Regions from separate parts of the Homo sapiens genome. Here regions 1, 2 and 3 are each linked to region 4. The links are chromatin loops, found by intact Hi-C in ENCODE. Cell type or tissue: heart right ventricle. All regions are shown on one strand. Region 1 overlaps PCSK6 (proprotein convertase subtilisin/kexin type 6). Region 2 overlaps LOC107987228 (a long non-coding RNA gene). Region 3 has its middle 11 kb from the start of PCSK6. Region 4 overlaps SNRPA1-DT (SNRPA1 divergent transcript).

Evidence for each region. Peaks named below come from ENCODE experiments on the same cell type or tissue, not always from the same donor. Only the 100,000 strongest peaks of a DNase experiment are listed, where the experiment ranks them.
Region 1: it touches region 4 in a loop (2.8-fold over the local background); 7 of 110 quality-filtered maps call a loop at or near these places.
Region 2: a loop joins it to region 4, with 3 times the contacts of the local background. A loop is called at or near these places in 77 of 110 quality-filtered maps.
Region 3: a loop joins it to region 4, with 2.9 times the contacts of the local background. A loop is called at or near these places in 77 of 110 quality-filtered maps.

What each region holds. Positions count from the first base shown.
Region 1 is chr15:101,366,682-101,369,181 of GRCh38, forward strand. All of the region lies in intron 12 of PCSK6 (proprotein convertase subtilisin/kexin type 6), which reads right to left. Among named protein-coding and RNA genes, the nearest start is that of PCSK6-AS1, 33 kb to the left of the region's middle. In heart right ventricle, no CTCF peak of the experiment used is centred here; DNase peaks (open chromatin) are centred at 1,558 and 2,388; H3K4me3 peaks cover 592 bases; H3K27ac peaks cover 1,616 bases.
Region 2 is chr15:101,491,099-101,493,598 of GRCh38, forward strand. LOC107987228 (a long non-coding RNA gene) reads left to right here. Exons shown (of 2, transcript XR_001751730.2): 2 at 1-2,500. Among named protein-coding and RNA genes, the nearest start is that of PCSK6, 2.6 kb to the left of the region's middle. In heart right ventricle, no CTCF peak of the experiment used is centred here; no DNase peak of the experiment used is centred here; H3K27ac peaks cover 1,872 bases.
Region 3 is chr15:101,499,022-101,501,521 of GRCh38, forward strand. No RefSeq gene overlaps it. Among named protein-coding and RNA genes, the nearest start is that of PCSK6, 11 kb to the left of the region's middle. In heart right ventricle, no CTCF peak of the experiment used is centred here; a DNase peak (open chromatin) is centred at 1,112; H3K27ac peaks cover 1,533 bases.
Region 4 is chr15:101,299,358-101,301,857 of GRCh38, forward strand. All of the region lies in intron 1 of SNRPA1-DT (SNRPA1 divergent transcript), which reads left to right. Among named protein-coding and RNA genes, the nearest start is that of SNRPA1-DT, 5.3 kb to the left of the region's middle. In heart right ventricle, a CTCF peak has its summit at 1,108 (motif pointing right); a DNase peak (open chromatin) is centred at 1,624.

The DNA of each region.
Region 1 (2,500 bases), 67 kb after region 4:
TCCTTCCCACCCAGCAACAATCTTACAGAGACCATAACTCCAGTGCCCGGATGCACGAAAGCAGACAGGGGCGGGGGTCCCCCTGGGGTACCTTCACCGAAGCCCAGAGAGTGCTCACTAAGGACGCCTTTTGAAAGTGCTTGTTTGTGCAAGAATGAAACTTCCATGTTTGATTTCAAGCCAGCTGTGTGCACTGTTCTCTGGGAGACACAAATAAGGAAAGAGGAGCAGCTACTCAAGCTTGTGGGGAAAGTTCTGTCCCTTCACCTGCAGGGCTGATCCAGTCTCAACAGGGGCATTTGAGGGAGATGACAATGGCAGGGTTGGTTGCTTTTCAGTGGGAATGGGAGGGGCCCGTGGAGAGCGGGGGGAGGAGACAGCTCCCCCACCCCCAGCAGTACCCTCCTTGCAAGTCCTGATGAGCCTCCCTTTACCCTTCCCAACTCGAAGGTCTTTCCCAACTGTACCCTTGAGCCCCTGGGCCTTCTGCCTCACACTTGGTTCAGGCAGAAACAGGAAGCAACTAATCAACATCCAATCTCTTCCTGCACCCAGTGCCATCCTCAGAAGTGACTCTTTCTGTACTGGAATCAATTCCAGGTTTTTTCCTCTTATTCTTTCTTCACAGTCTAATTTTCTATCTCGATTTTGGAATAAACATTTTTTTTAACATAGGCATCTTTATTGTTCATCAGAAATTGAAATACATAAGTTTTGAATGATGTAAGATTCAATTTCCAATCTGGGGGTTCTCTGAACACTCAATGTAGGAAAATGTTTATCTAGGGAACATTCTTTGCAATGGAGAAGAGTGAGGGGGAAGCATCCTGTGCTTTCTTCTAAGAAATGGCAAAGGTCAAGGCTGATTTTCACACTCGATGCCAAGCTGAACCCAACACACTGGGGACAGAACAAGGACAAACTGTCTTTTAAGGGCTGAGGTGCTGAGGCACATCAATGGCTTCTTAGTGAAGAACCTGGCAAACTGATAAAGCTGCTAAATTAAGTAAGATGTGCAGTAGGATAGGAGGTCATTGATCCTAAAACACAAATTCTTGATACAATCACAAAATCTGCCTTGGAAAAAAACCAAAGTCCCAAGACTCAGATGACAGCTGGAGTAGCCTCAGGGTAGTTTTTGTTTGTTTGTTTTTTGTTTTTGAGACAGACTCTCTTTCTGTCACCCAGGCTGGAGTGCAGAGGCGTGACCTCAGCTCACTGCAACCTCCGCCTCCTGGGTTCAAGTGATTCTCTTGCCTCAGCCTCCCAAGTAGCTGGGATCACAGGTGCGTGCCACCACGCCCAGCTAATTTTTGTATTTTTAGTAGAGACAAGAGTTGGCCAGGTTGGTCTCGAACTCCTGACCTCAGGTGATCCACCCACCTTGGCCCCTCAAAGTGCTGGGACTACAGGTGTGAGCCACCCTTCCTGGGCTAGGGTAGTTTTTAAAATGCCTGATGGCGCAAGGACAGCACTACCCAGCCAAGGGGTGGCTCCCAATAGGCCTGGCAGGACCTGCCCTCTATTATCCCAAGGGCACAACACTGGGCAGCAGCAGGAGGAGGAAAGTTTCCAGGGAAGGGAAACAGGGCCCCAGGGGAGCGGGAGAGGGGAGGCTGGGGCAGCGGAAGGTTCTTGTGGGTCAGGTAGCCGGACGTAAGCAGGACACGTAGGGCAACCAGGCCCCTGTGCCAGGGATACATATATTATCACACTCAAGTCTTATAACAGTCCTAATGTTTACAGATAAGTGAAGTGGCATTTTCAGAGATGAGGAATAAAGAGAGGCAAAGGGACTGGCTCCTGGGAGCCCAGCCAGGAGTGGAAGAGCAGGGTGTGGGCCAACTCTCCAGGGTCACTGCCACCCGCCTGCCTGCTACCTGCTGCCCCAGCCTCTCAGCCTCACCACAGGCTCTCCGTCAACCTGGGCCATCACCTGGGCCTGCACCCAGCTCTGGCTCTGAGTCAGGGGTCACAAACCTGGGTGCCACTAGGTGTGCGGCTGGAGTGAACGGAGAGCCCGTTGCTGGCCTCAGGGCTGCCAGCACGGAAAACATGGAGCACATGGACACACACTCGCCCACCTGCTCAGCTCCGGCCCAGTGCACGCAGGAACACGGGGCTGGTGTCAGACAGCTTCCAACTTTCCAAGAAATGCCAGAAATGAGGACTTTTAAAATCTTTAAGGTTAAAAAAATAAAATAAAAAACACCACGGGGAGCAACATAGCATCAAAAGCTGCAGCTCGTCCGCTGACACCGAACTGCTCGTGCCCGTGTGAGACCTCCCACAGGCAGAGGCACAGCACGGCCGGGCCTCCCGGCAGGAGGGAGAGGTGCCCCTGTGACACTCGTGCTATGAAAGGAGAATGTGGGATGGGCTGAGCTTGGTGCCAGGGTCTGCCTCAGGGTTGATTCCAGTGCACCGAGGACAAAGCTGGTGCCGGGCCCGCCACCTGCTGCCACCGCTCCAGCTTGCCTGCTGCAGAGAGACCAGGCTG
Region 2 (2,500 bases), 190 kb after region 4:
CCGAGGTCCTTTCCAGCCTCGCTCTCAGGAGCCCTTTGGTTTTGTAACCCACGTGATTCATCATTTCTTCAGGTGTGAGTCACCCCTAATGGAGGTGGGAGAACAGGAGGCGTGGTGGGAGGCCCCATCCCAACAGGCCACATCCATGTTCACAAGGGCTCCTGCCAAGGGCCCATCTTGGAACCTGGAGATCAACGTCCCACATGGCCTTCGCTTTGCTACACTAGATGTAACTTCACCTCCCTGCGTTCCCCTGGCAAGTGGGGTCAGCTGCTTGGGCCGTCACTCCAGGCCTGCCCACACTGCAGAAGACAGCCACCGTGTGTCCCTCCTACAGATGGACTGGATGCTCACCAGCCCCTGCCAGTGGAGAGACATGAGGCCCTCATGCAAACTGGCAGCCCTAGAGGAGAACCGGCCATACTTGTTGGACAGAAACAGTACCCAGAACTCTCAGTCTGCCTCTGCCTGACATGGCCCTGGCTGCCTAGCCAACTGGCTTGCAGAAGAGGGACATTGGCCTGAGTCAAGGGGACGGGGTTGGAGGCATTGCATTGTCACCTAGCAGCAGTATGTCTGGGCAGCATGTGTTACCTCTCTTCCCCTTCCCCTGCTGGCCGGATGTCCCTCAGATTCATCCTGGATCTGGTGCCGTTCTTCAAATATGTGGCCTGCTTCAAGATAATGTAACTGCACATCAGCTAAATGATTATAAAGCAGCTGGTGCCTCCCAAGACGGAGCCCCCGCAACGGCAGTGATTTTGACAGGCAGAGATAAGGGTGTTTCCATAATAATGTGGTAGATTAAGGGATTCAGCCTGCTGTACTGAGGGGAGACTAAAATGCATCTGAATTTTTATTTGGAGAGATCTGAATGTATTTTACTAACAAGTCTGGTCCTTTTGGGCTGAACTTTCCATTTGTCATGGAAGTGCCCGGCAATATCTTGACTCCGATGTTGTAGGAAGACCAGCTTCCCAAAATGAACATCCTGAATCGAATCGCCTCCTGTGGGTTTCCTATTGATTCACACGGTGACGGGATTAGCTCAGTCACGGGAGTACCAGCCCTTTTCATTGTGATAGGATCTGTAATAAAACTTGGCTAGTCGTCCTGCAGGGAGGGGATTTATTACTCAGGCTCTGGCTCTCCACATGGCCCCCGAGGTCCACACAGCTCTGTGGGGAGGGAGGGGGTGCTGCTTTCCTAGATTGAGGTCTTCGAGCCTCAGGAGGGACAGGACATGGACCAGAAAGGTGATTGGAGCCTGGTCATATTTCGGAAGTTTTGTGATATTTATACTGACATCTTCTAAAATCAGAAAAGAGGAGAAGACATTGAATGATGTGTTCTCATGCCCACCACTGATCCCTTTACAGCAAGCATGGGATTATCCGGCCAGAGTCCGGGAATACCCACGCAGCCAAGACCACAGGACAGCAAGAGCCTTTGCACAGCCTTCTAGGATGTGATAAGACATACTTTGATGCAGAAATTGCCTCTGTGTAGGGAATAGACACTTTATTGAACAATTACATTTTTGGCAATATGCTAGGTTCAGCAGGCCAGACTAGCATCCCTTGAAAAATAGCTGATGGACACCACCTTCAGGATACCGGAGATGAGCGTGGACTCAAAGCCCAGCTTTGTCATTTACTCATGTGCAGCCTCAGTAAAGTTGCTTCAGTTTGCCCTACTGAAAATAATAGTAACGCTGCTGTCCCCATACAGAGGGGCTATGAGGATGACAGGAGCTGATGTGAGCAGAGCCTGGCACCCAGAGCCTGGCATGAAGTCAGCACTCCATAAATAGTGGCAACAGTGACCACTGCTGACCAGGCGCTCTCCAGTGGGATAGAGTAGTTAGGGCTGAATACTCTGACCTTCTCTGGATAAGGGCTCACTGTCCTCATCTATGCCTGGGTGCACATTTTCTCACATCTTAACATCCCCAAATCAAGAAACATCTCACAGTTGGTGTTTTGCAATCATCACTGGCCTGGACTGAAATTGAGTTCTTCCAGAGAGGGTTTGTTTTTGCTTCTGCCAGTGATCTGGGGACACAGCTCCTGAAACTCCTTGGGGATCTGCTGAATGGTGTGACCCCAGTGTGAGAACCAGCTTATGGTTCTAATGATCAGTGCAGGGCATCTCCCTATTTCTCCCTCCCCTCGCCAGGGCCAAGATAGAAACCTGATGATTCCTTGCTGTTCCTCTCCATGGTGGGTTTATTTCTCATTTTCCCCTGTACTGACAGTAGAGTCTTTATTTTCCCTCCCCTCCCCTCTCTCTCCTCTCCTCCTCCTCCTTCTCTCTCTTCCTTCCCTCCTTTCTTTCTCTTTCTTTCTTTCTCTTTCTCCTTTCCCTTCCCTTCCCTTCCCTTCTTTTCTCTTTCTTTTTCTTTTTCTTCTTCTTTCCTGAGATGGAGTTTCACTCTTGTCACCCAGGCTGGAGTGCAATGGTGCAATCTCGGCTCACTGCAACCTCTGGCGTCCGGGTT
Region 3 (2,500 bases), 200 kb after region 4:
GGCACGGCCTTTAGCAAGCTGGCACTGTTTTTCTTGCTCTTCCTGTCCCACCATAGGGCCAGTTGCTGCTCCCAGACGGACTGGCCCTTCAGGCCCGGGCACCTTAGCTTCCACTATTTCTTCCTGACTGGATTCTTCTCGGTCTCCAGGCAGAATGGCTCTCCCTGGCTGTAGGACCTTATGTTTGGGGGCCCAACTGTGATTTGTGGCCTCACTGCCAGCCCTGTGTGTGACTCACGGTGAGGCCTCAGCAGCTGTTCCCTGCACCCCCATCTAAAACAGCTCCCTGCACCCCCATTTCTCACTGGCAAGATGAAGCCTCAGACCTGGCAATCTCGCTCCACCCCTATTTAAACAAGGCAGAACCTCTGATCTGGAATGTTCCCACTGCAGCCTCTCCCAGAGCCTTGGGAAGGAGTTGGCTAATACAATGCTGGGTGGCAGGGCTGTGCCAGCAGTGCAGTGATTTTTAAAATATGTGTTAGAGCCCTGGGTTTTTCCTATAAATGAGATGGTCGGCCATCATCCTAAATGTCACTCCCTCACTATTAGGCCACAGTGATGTTCCTAAAAGAGTCAACAGTAAAGACCTGTTTGTAGGTATCTAGGAGCCGGCAGCAGACCCTGGGGACACAGGACCAAACGTAGGGAGGTTTCAACTCTGGATCTCCATCGATTCTGAGCACCTCGGTGACCGGGGTGGGCTTCAGGCTTCCTGAGCTGGGGCTACAGGAGTGCAAAGGGGTTTTATGATGAGTCCATGTATTAAATGAAATAAGGGCCCACAGAAAAGAGAAGGCTGGGACCGCAGGTGTCCAAGAAGCAAGGCACAGAGGCAAGCAGGTTCCTTCCCACACGCAGCTGAGGTCCACTCAAAAGGTGATCCTGAAGAAATTATGCTAGAATCAGCAGAGTGGGCCTCGGCTGAGTGTGGAATCCAGCCCACTACTTGCTGGCTGTGTGACCCTGGACCAGGCACCTACCCTCCTATGCTTCCGTTTTCTCTGCTGCAGAAGAGGCTGCCAATGATGCCTTCCCTTAGGGAGTGAGCCAGGCCGTAATTCAAGGCTAGGCAGCACCTGGCAGCTGGCATGCTGGCAGCAGACCTCCTGACACACGTGCCCTTGGTTTGGCAGATGCTGGCAAGGGTTGTGGTGACAGCGGACACGTGAACCACGACAGCTGGAAGGGAACAGTGGAGGGGAGGGCACTATGCTGAGTCACATTTAGACCTCACTAAAACCGAAGTGGTTCCTGTTAACTTGCTTTGGTCTATGTGGTGGATTTAGGGCTTCCAAAAATCCTCTTAAGGCTTTTTATATCCTCCTCACTATTTATAGTCTAAACTCCCCCAAATCCCCAACCCAGACAAAATCATTCCTGCTATGTTTTCTTTCGATGCCAAGCTCACCAGCAGCAGAGAACATAGCTGCATGACATGGGGCCCGATAGGCTGCTCATGCCTGTGCCCCTCCCTCCAGGAGTGAGACTTGGGAAATCCTTTACCCTCTGCAGGTTCTGTGTTTATCCTTTGCAGGGTCACCTGCCACAATGTCCAACTCCTGCCACCCACAGGAACTCCAGCAATGCTACTGATTCCCACCATCCAATATTGTGATTTTTCAAAGGTTGAAAATTTGATAAGCAAACAACACATATGTGGCCCAAATAATTTTGCATCTGGGTCTTTTCATCTGGACTGAGGCCAATGCCCTTATTCTTCTTCCTTCTCCTTCGGAGCCCTTTCTCCCTCCATCCTGTAAAAGTAATCTTTCATTAGAAATCAGCAAAGTGGAACAGTATACTCCCTCCTGAGCATGTACCAGTCACAGGTCACAGGTGATCACCACTGTCAAGAAGAAAGTCTAATTCAGTCCTCACCTTTGATAGACGGGAAGTCTGGAACCTTCTTAGTCACGGCCTCTCAGGCAGAAGATAACAGAAGACTTGCCACAGTGCATGGCAGGGCCACAAGACAGCAGGAGGGGAAGTGACACTCAAGTCCTGTCTCCTGGAATAGGCAGGGGATGGTCCAAGTGAAGTGGGATTGCTCAGGCAGGAGGAGAAGAGGCAGAGGGGCACTGTGGCTAGGGAAGAGGCTCCAGCCCTGACCACCTGGGTTCTCATCCCAGCTCGGCCACCTCCCAGCTGCCTGACCTCAGATGAGTCCATTGACCTCTCTGGGCCTCAGTTTTCCCAGCTGAGCATAAAATGGGCATATTTGTGTCCACCTTAAATGAATTAGTGTACAGTGCCTGGACCTGGGCCTGGCACTCAGACAGCATTATGTGAGAGCTGTTCTCATCAGGCCAGAGGTTTAGCAATACCTCATTGCTACTTGTAAACATGCCTGGTTCTGGAAGTGTCTGTGTGGGTGTGTCTGAGTTAACACAGACATGCCCCAGGCTGGCCAACCCCACAGGCCGGACTTGTATCTCCCCCAGCAGAGACCCCCAGGCCAGCCTCTCCTCTCCCTCCACAGCCCAGACCTAGAAGGACT
Region 4 (2,500 bases):
TCTAACCAATGATCGTTAACATCACCAATAATGGAACAGATCGTGTACTCCCTGCTAGAATGCAGACAGAACACAGAATCAGCCTGTGAGATTCGTGTCAAAGATGCATGACTTGACTCAAAACGTGAGGAACCCTCAGACAAGTGCACAGCGAAGGGCAGCCTACAAATAACTGGCCTATAGTCTTTAAAAGCTTCCACATCATGAGGCAAGGAGACTGAGGAACTGTTCCAGATGGAAGAACATTAAAGAGACATGATGACTAAGTGAAAAGTGTGTTTCTAAACCAGACCATTTTGCTAAGAACTTTATTGGGACAACTGGCAGAACTAGAATTCAGTCAGAGGGTTGATGGTAATAACATACCGATGTTAATTTCCTGAGTCTGATGGCTGTGCCGGAGAATGTCGTTGTTCATAGGAAATACCCACTGAAGTATTGGCGGGGGGGGGGCGGTCATAGGGTATATCGGCAACTTACTCTCAAATTGGGAGGGAATTTCTTTGTATTGTACTTGGAACTTCTTTGTTTTCTGAGATGGAGTCTCGCTCTGTTGCCCAGGCTGGAGTACAGTGGCGGAATCTCGGCTCACTGCAACCTCCGCCTCATGAGGAATAACATGAGGTTCAAGTGATTCTCGTGCCTCAGCCTCTCAAGTAGCTGGGATTACAGGCGCTCGCCACCATGCCTGGCTGATTTTTATATTTTTAGTAGAGACGGGGTTTTGTCATGTTTGCCAGGCTGGTCTTGAGCTCCTGACCTAAGAAGTGATTTCCCCTGCCCCCTGTCCCTGCCTCGGCCTCCCAAAGTGCTGGGATTACAGGCCTGAGCCATCACACCTGCCCCGGTCACTGCAACTTTTGTTTAACTAAAAAAACTAAAAAAGTTAAACAAAATAACTAAAGAATTAAAATAACTTTAAAAAGTTAAAATAACTAAAAAAATTAAAATAACAAGTTAAAATAACTAAGAAATAAAATAACTTAAAAGTTAAAATAACTAAAAATTTAAACAAAATAACTAAAAATGTTAAACAAAATAACTGAATAATGAAAAAATTAAACAAAATAAAACCTCAACTTCATTTAATTCCAGAGAGGACCACCAGGTGGAGTCCTTAGGCTGGAGAGCTGGTTTTAACTTGGGGCCCTTCTGTTGCTGTGTTTAAAAAAAAAAAAGAGTGGGGTGGTATCTCTTTACTTTAAAAAGGGAAAGTTGTACAAGTTTCCCTTCAGCATAGGAACAGGGACAGAAGTCAAACCATATGTGGTTTTATTCATTGAGGGTATCTCTATGAAGTTGCAAACAATTTTCTTTTTTGATTCCATTTCTTTTGGCCGGAATTTCTCAACCTCGGCACTATTGACATTTTGGTCTGGACAGTTCTTTGTCATGGGGGCTGCTGTGCATTGCAGGGTGCTTAGCAGCATTCCTGGCCTCCACCCACTGGATGTGAGTACATCCTTCCAGTTGTGACAACCCAAAATGTCTCCAGACGTTGCCAAATGTCCCCTGGAAGACAAAAGTCATCCCTGGTTGAGAACCACTATTTTGGCAACAGGATGTTCTCTGCCCTGGGCACTTTGGTTCCTGTTGTTTCAAAAGGGAGTCTAAGATATCTGGTCACCCTTAGTGTGGCTGGTCTGTAGTGGTGAGGGGCTTTGGATGGTGGGACTGAATCCTAGGATCTAAGGTGGGTGCTCAGTGCTGTACCATCTAAGGATGCTGTTCTGTGCTCAGATAAGCCACAAAGCCTGGGGTGTCAGGAAAGGACTTAAACAGCCAACCAGGAAGGATAGAGTCTGGGGTTCGTGCGAGGAAAGCAACAGTGAAGGCTGGGGTAGGGGAGCAGATTCTTCCTTTCCCCCCAGCAGCCAGTGCCCAGTGGCCTCCCAGCTGGCTGGGCAGAACCTTAAGATGCTAGAGAATGGCCTTGGTGTATACTTTCCATCACCCCTGCTTGTTCTTATTAAAATGTTTTTCTTTCCTGTTCTCCACCTCCTTTTTCCATCCTCTGATCTGAACCTCTGGCCCTCACCTGCTCTCGGGGGCCCCAACATACTCCAAGCTTTTAGGCAAAAGGCCCTCTCCAGCCATAGTATCAATAATGCAAATGCAGTGGAGGGTGGTCTCCCCAAGTTCAAGGACACTCCACTCCTAGACTCATTTAGACCATGTTGCTATCTATCTATCTATCTATCTATCTATCTATCTATCTATCATCTATCAATCTATCATCTATCTATCTATCTCTGTCGTTTTTGATTGATTGATTGAGACAGGGTCTCGCTCTATTTCTCAGGCTGGCTGCAAATGCCTGGGCTCAAGCCATCCTCTTGCTTCTAACCTCTCAGAATGTTAGGATTACAGGTGTGAGCCACTGTGGCTGGCCCTTTTATTTTTTTAAGTTCTGTCCACCCCCCCTCCCATTTCAGGTGTGTCTTCTGTACAAAGTGCCATTCTCACCAGTCCTTTGAAGAGTCGCAAGATACAAAGTCAG